Linked DNA regions of Homo sapiens: region 1 is linked to region 2. Evidence: read pairs that join two places in POLR2A ChIA-PET (ENCODE). Cell type or tissue: GM12878. All regions are shown on one strand. Each heading gives the region's core, and the rest is flanking DNA. Links, peaks and the distances in the headings are about the cores only.

The links. ChIA-PET counts read pairs that join two places held together with the same protein. Peaks named below come from ENCODE experiments on the same cell type or tissue, not always from the same donor. Only the 100,000 strongest peaks of a DNase experiment are listed, where the experiment ranks them.
Region 1: POLR2A ChIA-PET joins it to region 2 with 7 read pairs; 5 of 35 experiments call an interaction of 5 or more read pairs at or near these places.

What each region holds. Positions count from the first base shown.
Region 1 is chr4:83,195,013-83,200,395 of GRCh38, reverse strand. It overlaps LOC124900167 (a long non-coding RNA gene), which reads left to right. Exons shown (of 5, transcript XR_007058167.1): 2 at 3,443-3,524. Among named protein-coding and RNA genes, the nearest start is that of PLAC8, 83 kb to the right of the region's middle. RefSeq lists an enhancer at 2,557-2,676. In GM12878, for the core only: no CTCF peak of the experiment used is centred there; no DNase peak of the experiment used is centred there; H3K27ac peaks cover 593 bases.
Region 2 is chr4:83,071,694-83,077,076 of GRCh38, reverse strand. It overlaps COPS4 (COP9 signalosome subunit 4), which reads right to left. Exons shown (of 10, transcript NM_016129.3): 10 at 1,259-1,780. The coding sequence ends at 1,647. Among named protein-coding and RNA genes, the nearest start is that of COPS4, 39 kb to the right of the region's middle. In GM12878, for the core only: a CTCF peak has its summit at 2,880 (motif pointing left); a DNase peak (open chromatin) is centred at 2,816; H3K27ac peaks cover 604 bases.

The DNA.
Region 1 (5,383 bases), core at 320-5,319, 120 kb before region 2:
GCATGAGCCATCACGCCCAGCCTGTTTTGCCTTCTTAATTATCTTGAGTTTTCTAAATATGCAACCATATCAAAAGACATGTTTTTATTTTTTCTTTTCTGATATTTATACTTACTAGTTAACTTTTTTTCTTCTTGCATTTGCTAAAATATCTAAAATAATATTAAATAATAATGATGGTGCAGGTATCTATCTGTTTCTTGACTAAAATGCTTTCAGTAGTGTCTCTATATAAGATAATATTTGCTATTGGTTTCTGGTAGTTTTTGTCAGTTTAAATTTTTTCATGCCTACTTAGAATTTTTATTAGGAATGGCTGCTGAATTTTATCAATTATCATTTGAACAGCTGCTGATGTTTTTCTTCTGTAGTTTATCAGTGTAATGGATTAGGTTACTGGGATTTGGATATTGAACCACTCTTGCAGTTGTGGAATAAACCTTGCTGTTCATTGTATTTTACTCTTGATATAATGAAGACCTATATAAGCTAATATTTTATTTATAATTTGTATTTCTAAATCATAAGTGAAATTAGTCTATAATTATAATTGTAATTAACAAATATTACTCTATCCTTTTTTCTTTCTTATGTTTTGATATTAAAATTGTATTGGCTTCAAAATGTGAATTTAAAAGATTTTTATATGGCTTGGAGTAGCTAAACCTGCATTCCTAATCAGCATCTAGGTGGTATTAATACTACAGTCCTCGGACACACTTTGAGTAGCAAGGGTTTAAATAATTTAACATTGGGCCGGGTGCAGTGGCTCATGCCTTTAGTCCCAGCTACTTGGAAGGCTGAGACAGGAAGAACAGTTGAGGTCAGAGTTTGAGACTGTAGCGTGCAGTGATCATGCCTGTGAATAGCCACCGCACTCCAGCCTAGGCAACATAGCCAGACCCTGTCTCTTAAAAAAAAATCACTTAACATTGGAATTATCAGACCTTTAGAGGTAAATTATCAGAACTTTAGAGCTTAGCTGAAACTCAGCTACATATGTACAACTATTATATATCAATTTTAAAACCAAAAAATGTACAACTATTATATATCAGTTAAAAAAGGAAAAACAAACTCAACTCTAAGGCCATCTGGCCCTAAGGTCTTTTCAATAGTAAACGTCCAAGCACTTTACCATTACTTCTGTAATAATTGGTCCATTCATGTAATAATTTGTCCATTCACATTTTTCCTCTCTTCTTGGATGAATTTAAATAGTCTGTATTTTGCAAAAAAAAATCATACGTTTCCTATAGCTTTTCATATTCACTGTCATAGCATTGGCTGTGGTGACTCTCTTGAATCTTTTAATCGACTTCAGCTTCCTAATCTCTTTTTTTCTTTTTTCCCTCTTCAAACTTGTAAGCTGTTTATTTTATTAGTCTATCCAATAAACATTTGGAGTTATTTTCAGTAGATTTCACATATTTTCCCTCCTACTGTTCTTTATTCTTTCTTTTTTCTAAATCATTAATTCTAAATTTGACTTTTGTCAATGTCAATTTCCTGATTTCTGTTTCTAAATTTTTTTTTTTTTTTTTTTTGAGACAGAGTCTCACTCTGTCACCCAGGTTGGAGTGCAGTGGCACGATCTTGGCTCACTACAAGCTCCACCTACTGGGTTCACGCCATTCTCCTGCCTTAGCCTCCTGAGTAGCTGGGACTACAGGCACCCGCCACCATGCCCAGCTAATTTTTTTTTTTTTTGTATTTTTTTTAGTAGATACGGGGTTTCACCGTGTTAGCCAGGATGGTCTCGATCTCCTGACCTTATGATCTGTCCGACTCGGACTCCCAAAGTGCTGGGATTACAGGCATGAGCCACTGCGCCCAGCCTCTTTCTAAATTTTTGAGAGGAATAGTTAGTTCCTTTATTTTTTGGCTTTATTTTTCAGTTGCAAGGCATTTGAGAACTCCAAATATTCTCTGAGTACCATTCTCAGGGTCCTGTCTGGTGCAATAGAAAGTAATTTCCTTTTCATTGGTTTCTAGATACTTTGCGAGTCCTCTTTTACTTCCTTTTTGATCCAAGACTTATCTAAGAGTTTGCTCTTTAATTTCTAAATACATAAAGTTTTTTAGGTCATTTTTATCATGTATGTGAAATTTTTCAGTTTTTGATTTGAGAATATGACCTATAAATTATGTTGTTGTTGTTGTTAAAGCTTTCGTTGTGACCAAGCATATCAAAATTGGCTGCACTTAGGATTTTTCAGCTACATAAGCCAAGAAACTTCCTTATTGCTTAATACTCTGTGACTTGCATTAGAAAGAGTCCTGATTGATACAACTGTTGGCTGGTGTGTCAGGCCAGAAGTGCGGGAACCGTCTTCTTCCCTCTTCCTTACTGTGCACAGCAGGTGTGGCAAGTCGGCACATTCTACTTCCTCAATTTCTTTTCACCCTGGTTCCTTTTTTCACTCCTCTAATTCGAAGGGAGGGGCAGGAGAGAGGGTAGGAGAATGAATATTTGTTGAGTACCTGTTAAATTCTTATAGACTGTGCTATGACTTGTGAACTTTTTAACCCTGACAACAACCCCATGAGAAATCTAAAGCCCAGAAACAGTGAATAGCTAGTTCAAGGTCACACAGTGAGTGGTGATACCAACTCCAGAGGCCGCATTTAACGCCACAGTGCCATACTGTCTAGACAAATGTTTGCTGAATGGCTGATACCTATAAAGGCAATGCCTACTGAACTTGCTCCAGTCAACGCCCTACATGGCATTGGCCTACTCAGTCTTTTCCGAAGACAGCAATGACCCTAAAGCAGTCTAATCATTGTCAGGAGTCACACACACACATCTGTCCTCTCCCGTTTTTCTCAGGGAGTCTGTCGTCAACCACTAAATCTACCTATTCTCTGCCCAAAGCTTGCTGAGCCTGTTTGCAGAGAAAGGAGTCACACTAGCCAGGTTAGGGCCATGCCAATGGCCTGGAGATTTTCCCAGCATTAATTCACAGACACACACACACACACACACACACACACACACACACACACACACACACACACAATCTAGTCTACCAATCTGACTCCTTAAAAATCTAGCTGTCTACTGAGTCTTTCCTGAATGGCCCTGTAAAAATATTTCTACCCCCATTCCTGGGCTCCTTACAATGTCCACTAGAATGTTTATTGTTTGTTCCTCAAATCTGCTGAGCTCACGCTGGGATGGTGGCCCTAGACCCAGAGGCTTCTCCCCACACAGCCAGCACCTGTTCTTCCTTTGGGTCTCGCTCAGCTTCAGGGGCCTTTTCTGCCCATCCCACCTGACATAGGCCCCACTTCCTTCCACCAACTTATTCAGAATCTCAGCCTGTTGATGGCTTCCTTTGAAGCCTTTAGAACAACATGCAACTATTTGTTTCACTTGTGTGCTTACTGCAGGTTTGTTTGTATTCAAATATATCTGTCTTGTGTCTTTCTCCTTTAGTGGAATGGAATCAAATGGGCATCTTGAGAGCAGGAAACCTCCTTGTTGCCATTGTATCCCTAGAGCCTCACATAGGCTTCAGGTGTGTATATAGTAGGTGTTCAATATATATTTGTTGAATTAATGAAAAAAAGAATCTGAGACTTTGAACCTGAAGAGCTGATTTTATCCCTGTCACTGATGATCTGGTGGGTCCCTTTTAAGCTGCGTGATTGGAACAAATGGGTGAAATCCCCAAACTCTGGATCCGTCTCCATTTAATAGACTTTGGTTTGTCTCTGAATGATTTTTATATTCTTTTCCTATTTTGTGTGGCTGGCTTAGACCACAGTTCTAAAGGCATTTTATTTTATTTTATTTTATTTTATTTGTTTATTTATTTATTTATTTTTGAGACAGAGTCACTCTGTTGCCCACACTGGAGTGCGATAGCACAATCTCACCTCACTGCAGCATTGACCTCCTAAGCTCAAGTAATCCTCCTGCCTCAGCCTCCTGAGTAGCTGGGACCACAGGCACGCACCACTACACCTGGCTAATTTAAACAATTTTTTTTGTAGATACAGGGTCTCACCACGTTGGTCTTGAACTGTTGGCCTCAAGCAATGCTCTCGCCTTAGCTTTCCAAAGTGCTAGGATTACAGGCTTGAGCTACCAAGCTCAGCCTTTGAAGGCTTTTTTTTTTTTTTTTTTTTTTTTTTTTTGAGACGGAGTCTCGCTCAGTCGGCCAGGCTGGAGTGCAGTGGCACGATCTTGGCTTACTGCAAGCTCCGCCTACCGGGTTCACGCCATTCTCCTGCCTCAGCCTCCGGAATAACTGAGACTACAGGCGCTGGCCACCGCGCAGGGCTAATTTTTTGTATTTTTAGTAGAGGCAGCGTTTCATTGTGTTAGCCAGGATGGTCTCAATCTCCTGACCTCGTGATCTGCTTGCCTCAGCCTCCCGAAGTGCTGGGATTACAGGCGTGAGCCACCGCATCCAGCCTCTGAAGGCATTTTAAATGTCATCCCATGGAATCCTAAGTTTCTCTTATGCCTTTGGTTTGGCCTAAATGATATGACTCCGATGAGTGGGGGAACACCAGAGCTCTTGTCTCACGTTGAATTAGATAAAACAACCAGACACCCGTGGAGTGGTTTTAAGGAGCAGAGAGTTTAACAGGCAAGAAAGGAAGAAAAGAAAGGAAGAAGGTGGAAGGAAGAAGCTCCCACGTACAGAGACAGAGGGGGGGGGGGGCTCCAAAGCCGAAAGAGGAGACCCCAAGTGGGGTGGAAACCAGCCAGGTGTATGTAGAGGCTGGAGGAGGTGGTGTCTGATTTGCATAGGGCTCAGGGGATTGGTTTCACCAGGCATGTCATTCATGTAGCCCAGAAGAAACTGGCCCTTCCACCCTAGCCTTTTAACATGCAAATGCAGGGAACCCTGATGTTCTACACACATGGGGATATATGGGGGCCGCCATGTTGCCAGGCACATGTTCGGGCAAGAGCAAGGAGAAGAGGGCGGGAATGGCCATGTTTGGGTGGACCCAGATTCTAATGGCCTCCATTTGCATATCAAAGGTTGCTGGCCTGGCTTTCCAGCTAGACAAGAAATGTTTCTGACTTTAAAAACAAAAACTTCCCAAGGACCCCTTTTCATCTCTATCTGCCTAAAATAATTTCTTAATAACTCCTACCACATTAACTCTAAAGTTGTGACAATGGCAAAGCCCCATCCCTCTCCTTCAAAGGGCTGGTGTTCAGCTGGGGAAGGAGACAGATGAGCTATCCCACCCTGGAGGAGAGGGGTAACCAGGAGATGGTGATGTAGCAGAACCGGCCACAGACAAGAACCCCTCAGACACCAAGTTGTGGAACGAAAGGGCTTTATTCAGCTGGGAGCATCCGAGGACTCACGTCTCCAAAAACCGAGCTCCCCGAGTGAGCAATTCCTGTCCT
Region 2 (5,383 bases), core at 73-5,072:
TTCTTTATTTCTAGCATTTCAAATCTTTAGAGTTCCCATCTCTCTGCTTATATTACCGATCTGTTCTTGAACTTGTCTATTTTTTTCCATTAGAGTCCTCAGCATGTTAATCATAGTTGTTTTAATTTCCTGGTCTGATCATTCCAGCACTCCTGCCATATCTTAGTCTGGTTCAGTTGCTGGTATAGCTCTTCAGATTGTGTTTTTTCTAACCTTTTAGCATGCTTTATAATTTTTTGGTTGAAAGCCACACATGATGCATCAAGTAATAGGTAATGAGGCTTTTTTTTTTTTTTTTTTGAGACAGTCTTGCTCTGTGTCCATGACTGGAATGCAGTGGCACAATCTCGGCTCACTGCAACCTCTGCCTCCCAGGTTCAAGTGATTCTCCTGCCTCAGCCTCCCAAATAGCTGGATTACAGGCGTGCACCACCACACCTGGCTAATTTTTCTGTTTTTAGTAGAGACGGGGTTTTGCCATGTTGCCCAGGCTGGTTTTGAACTCCTGGTGTCAGTGATCCGCCCACCTCAGCCTCTCAAAGTGCTGGGATTACAGGCATGAGCCACCGCACCCAGCCAGTAACTAGGCTTTTAATATGAGGCTTTATATTAATTTGGATAGGAGCTGGGCTGTATTTGAGGTTTACTGTAGCTGTCATTGTTACCATTTTACTTTTTTATATATATTTATTTTTACCATTTAAGAAAATATCTAAATAATTACCATTTTAGTGTTCCTAGCAGTCACTGACCAGCAGCCTCTTCTCCCAGTAAGCTGATCCCAATTGTGATTCTCTGTATTTGCCTGTCTCTCCAGGGTTTTGAGTGGTGGTTTGTCCTATGACTTTAATTCTTCCATGGATCTAAGAAAAGCCATTGATATTCCAATCTGTACAGTTTTTTGTTTGTTTTTGCTGTGAGGAGGGATGTGATGACTTCCAAGCTCTTTACATGTTGGAGCTGATACTAAAAGTCACCTACATACTTTTTCAAGTCCTTTCCCCATGTTTTTCTATAAAGCTCAGCTAAAATAACCCTCTGTGGAGGCCTTCCCTGACTTCTCTCTCCTAACTGAAGAGCTACTCTCTGTGTGCTCTAGTAGCTGGAGCAAATACAAGTATTAAACTTACTGTCTCTTGGCTCTTTGACTCTTTGGATGCCTGGAGAACAGGCATTATGACTCATCTTTGTATTTCTAGCATAGGGCATAAATCAATGTCTGCTGAACCGAAGGAAAAGGGAACAAAATACTCTTCGCTAACTAAAAACAAAGTACTACTTTTATTTGGCTCATTTCTCCATTTATTAGAATAACCACATTTGGAGAGGCATGAAGCACTTAAGTTTTACATGACTACAAAGTTATCACAAATCTCAAACTTTTTAGCCACAGATATTTCACCTCTGTTTAAAGAAAAAGCTTTCAAAACATCTGAGTTAGCTTAATACACAGAGACCCTGAAATATATGGGAACTACATATTTTAAATGCTTGTACTTCCTGCTCTAATAATGTCTTCTTTAAACGGAATCCAGCATAAAAGGGATTGAAATGTATAAGGTCATGATGCAAATGCTTTGGAGATAGTGAAACTGATCTGCACAACATGGAAAAAGATGTCATGTGCACAGAAGTTCTGCAAGGATTCACTGAGCCATCTGGGCTTCCATGGCTTGTGCTGTCCATTCTGGTGCTGTTTGACTAATTTTCTCCAAAAGGTTATTCACTTGGAAACAAAGTGATTGGATCTGCTTATCCCACGTTGGCAGGGCTTCTCGTGCTAAGGGGAAAAAAAATGTACAAAATTAAAATTATTCCTTTGTATTCACAGCAACTGTGAGTTAAAAGATATATACTTTTTACATGCCTATTCTTGGAAGAGGCATGTTCCTTTTAAATACCTAAAAAACAGAAAAAAGCTATTCAAAAAAAATAAAAACAATAAATACTTTTCTTTTTTGAGATGGAGTCTTGCTCTGTCACTCAGGCTAGACTGCAGTGGCAGGATCTCGGCTCACTGCAACCTCCACCTCCTGAGTTCAAGCGATTCTCCTGACTCAGCCTCCCAAGCAGCTGAGATTACAGGCACCTGCCACCGTGACTAATTTCTGTATTTCTAGTAGAGATGGGGTTTCACCACCTTGGCCAGGCTGGTCTTGAACTCCTGACCTCATGATCCACCCGCCTTGGCCTGCCAAAGTGCTGGGATTACAGGCATGAGCCACCGCGTCCAGCCAATACTTCTATTAGCTTTTAAAAGTCTAAAACTCAGGCCAGGCATGGTGGCTCACGCCTGTAACCCCAGCATTTTGGGAGGCCGAGGCAGGCAGATCACCTGAGGTCAGGAGTTTGAGACCAGCCCGGCCAACATGGCAAAACCGTGTCTCTACTAAAAATACAAAGATTAAAGAATTAAAAAAAAAAAAAGAAAAGTAAAAATACAAAAATTAGCCGGGCGTGGTGGCGGGCGCCTGTAATACCAGCTACTCGGGAGGCTGAGACAGGAGAATCACTTGAACCCAGGAGGTAGAGGTTGCAGTGAGCCAAGATCGTACCACTGCACTCCAGCCTGGGCGACAAGAGTGAAACTCCATCTCCAAAAAAAAAAAAAAAAACCTCTAAAAAATCTTGGCTAATAAAACTAAGCTATTTAAACAGCAGTTAAGAAAAGTGTTTTTTCTTTTTTTAAATTTCTAGCATTTCAAAAGTACCCAAATTACTGGCACAAGGTATAAAACAAATACATACAGATGCATGTTATTACTACTACTAGTGAAAACGAAATAAAACCGACTAACCCAACAACCTCAACCACAACAAAAAAAGACTGAGGCTGTCTTTTCATCACCAAGGCTTGCAGATTCCTAAGACACTGCCACCTACTGGGGAAAGCAAGTCTGTTTACACATTCAAATCTGTACTTGACTGAAGGATAAATATCATACCATTTAAATCCCTCAAAAAAAGTCATCTTGAATCCACCAGGGTTTTCTCTTACCAACACTATATAGTTAGAAATAAAAAATTGAGAGGAATGTCCCATTCAAAACAGTACCAAAATTTACAAAAAAGGGCACATATTTAGTGAAAAAGCAACCTATAAAATCTTTTTTTTTTTTTGAGACGGAGTCTCACTCTGTCATCTGGGCTGGAGTGCAGTGGCGCGATATCAGCTCACTGCAACCTCCACCTCCCAGGTTCAAGGGATTCTCCTGCTTCAGCCTCCCAAGTAGCTGGGACTACAGGCATGCACCACTACGCCCAGCTAATTTTTGTATTTTTAGTAGAGACGGGGTTTCACCATGTTGGTTGGCCAGGATGGTCTCAATCTCTTGACCTCGTGATCCGCCCGCCTCAGCCTCCCAAAGTGCTGGGATTACAGGCGTGAGCCACTACGCCCAGCCGCAACCTATAAAATCTTAATAAAGGGCAAAAGATAACTTGAGTAGACACAAATCACATTCCCAGGTGGAAATATACAATAACATAAAAATATCAATCCTTCTCCTTTAATAAATAAATTTAAAGAAATCCCAAAGACAATCCCCCTTTTTTTTTCTATTTTGCTTTCTAACCAGGCCAAAATTATTAAAGTTAACATAAAAAAATTGGTGTTTGAGAATGGCCAAGATAATTCTGAAAATGAAAACCAGTGGTGGAATTGAGGTATATACATCCAATGAAATGCTATTCGGCTATAAAAATGAATGAAGCACTGATTACCTGCCATGACATGGATGAACCCTAAAGATACTATGCTGAGTGGAATCAGCCAAAAGGTCACATGTCACATATTGTATGATTCCATTTATATGAACTATCCAGACTAGGTAAATCCAGAGACAGAAGATGGATTGGTGGTTGCCAGAAGCTGGGGGAAGGAAGGAATGGAGAGTAACTGCTTAAAGGGCAAGGGCTTCCTTTGGAAAGATGAAAATGTCGTGAAACTAGACAGAGATAGAGGTTGTACAACATTGTAAATATACTACAGGCCATTGAATTGTTTACTTTAAAATGGCTACTGTTCTGTTAGGTGAATTTCCTTCTTTTTTTCTTTTATCCTGTAGAAATGGGGTCTCGTTATGTTGCCTAGGCTAGACTTGAACTCTTGAGCTCAAGCAATTCTTCCACCTCAACCTCCCAAAGCATTGGGGTCACAATCATAAGCCACTGTGCCCAGCCCATGTGAATTTCAATTTAACAAAAAAAAAGGAGTGGGAAGCAGGAGTTGCTTTACCAATACTAAAATTTATTATAAATTTGTTTATTACCATATTATTGCAGATCAGTGGAACCAGAGTACAGAAATAGATGCAAACATATATGTGGAACCTAATCAGATATGTCAAAGATCACAATTTAATCAGAAAGGATGTTTTATTTAATAAATGATACTTGGATAATTGGCTATTCACCTAGAAAAAAACAACTAGACCATAACCTAAAATTATCCACAAAAATGAACTGTAGATGGATTAAATTCCTAAATGTAAAATAATATTAGAAAAATTTAGGAAAACACTAGTTTTATTCCAAGGTAGAAGAGTCTTTCCTAATCAATACAGGAAATTCAAAAGCCATAAAATAAAACATTGACCTATTTGAGTGCAAAAAAATTTAAAAATGTGTTTATGTTATGTATTGTCTTCCAGAAGAAAACCTGACAGAATTCGGCCGGGTGCAGTGCAGTGGCTCATGCCTGTAATCCCAGCACTTTGGGAGGCTGAGGCAGGCTGATCACCTGAGGTTGGGAGTTCAAGACCAGGCTGACCAATATAGAGAAACCCTGTCTCTACTAAAAATACAAAATTAGCCGGGCATGGTGGTGCATGAGCGTGGTGGTGCGTGCCTGTAGTCCCAGCTACTTGGGAGGCTGAGGCAGGAGAATCGCTTGGACCCAGGAGGTGGAGGTTGTGGTCAACCGAGATTGAGCCATCGCACTCCAGCCTGGGCAACAAGAGCGAAAGAAACTCCATCTCAAAAAGAAAAAGAAAAAGAAAACCTGACAGAATGGAAAAAAATATTTGTGACACATATTACAGATAAAGTTAAAATTATCAGCCAGGCAGCCAGGAGCGGTAGCTCACGTCTGTAATCCCAGCACTTTGGGAGGCCGAGGCGGGCGGATCACGAGGTCATGAGATCAAGACCATCCTGGCCAACATGGTGAAACCCCGTCTCTATTAAAATACAAAAAATTAGCTGGGTATGGTGGCGTGTGCCTGTAGTCCCAGCTATTCAGGAGGCTGAGGCAGGGGAATCCCTTGAACCCAAGAGGTGGAGGTTGCAGTGAGCCGAGATTGCGCCACTGCACTCCAGTCTGGCAACAGAGCAAGACTCCCATCTCAAAAAAAAAAAAGCCAGGCACAATAGCTCATACCTA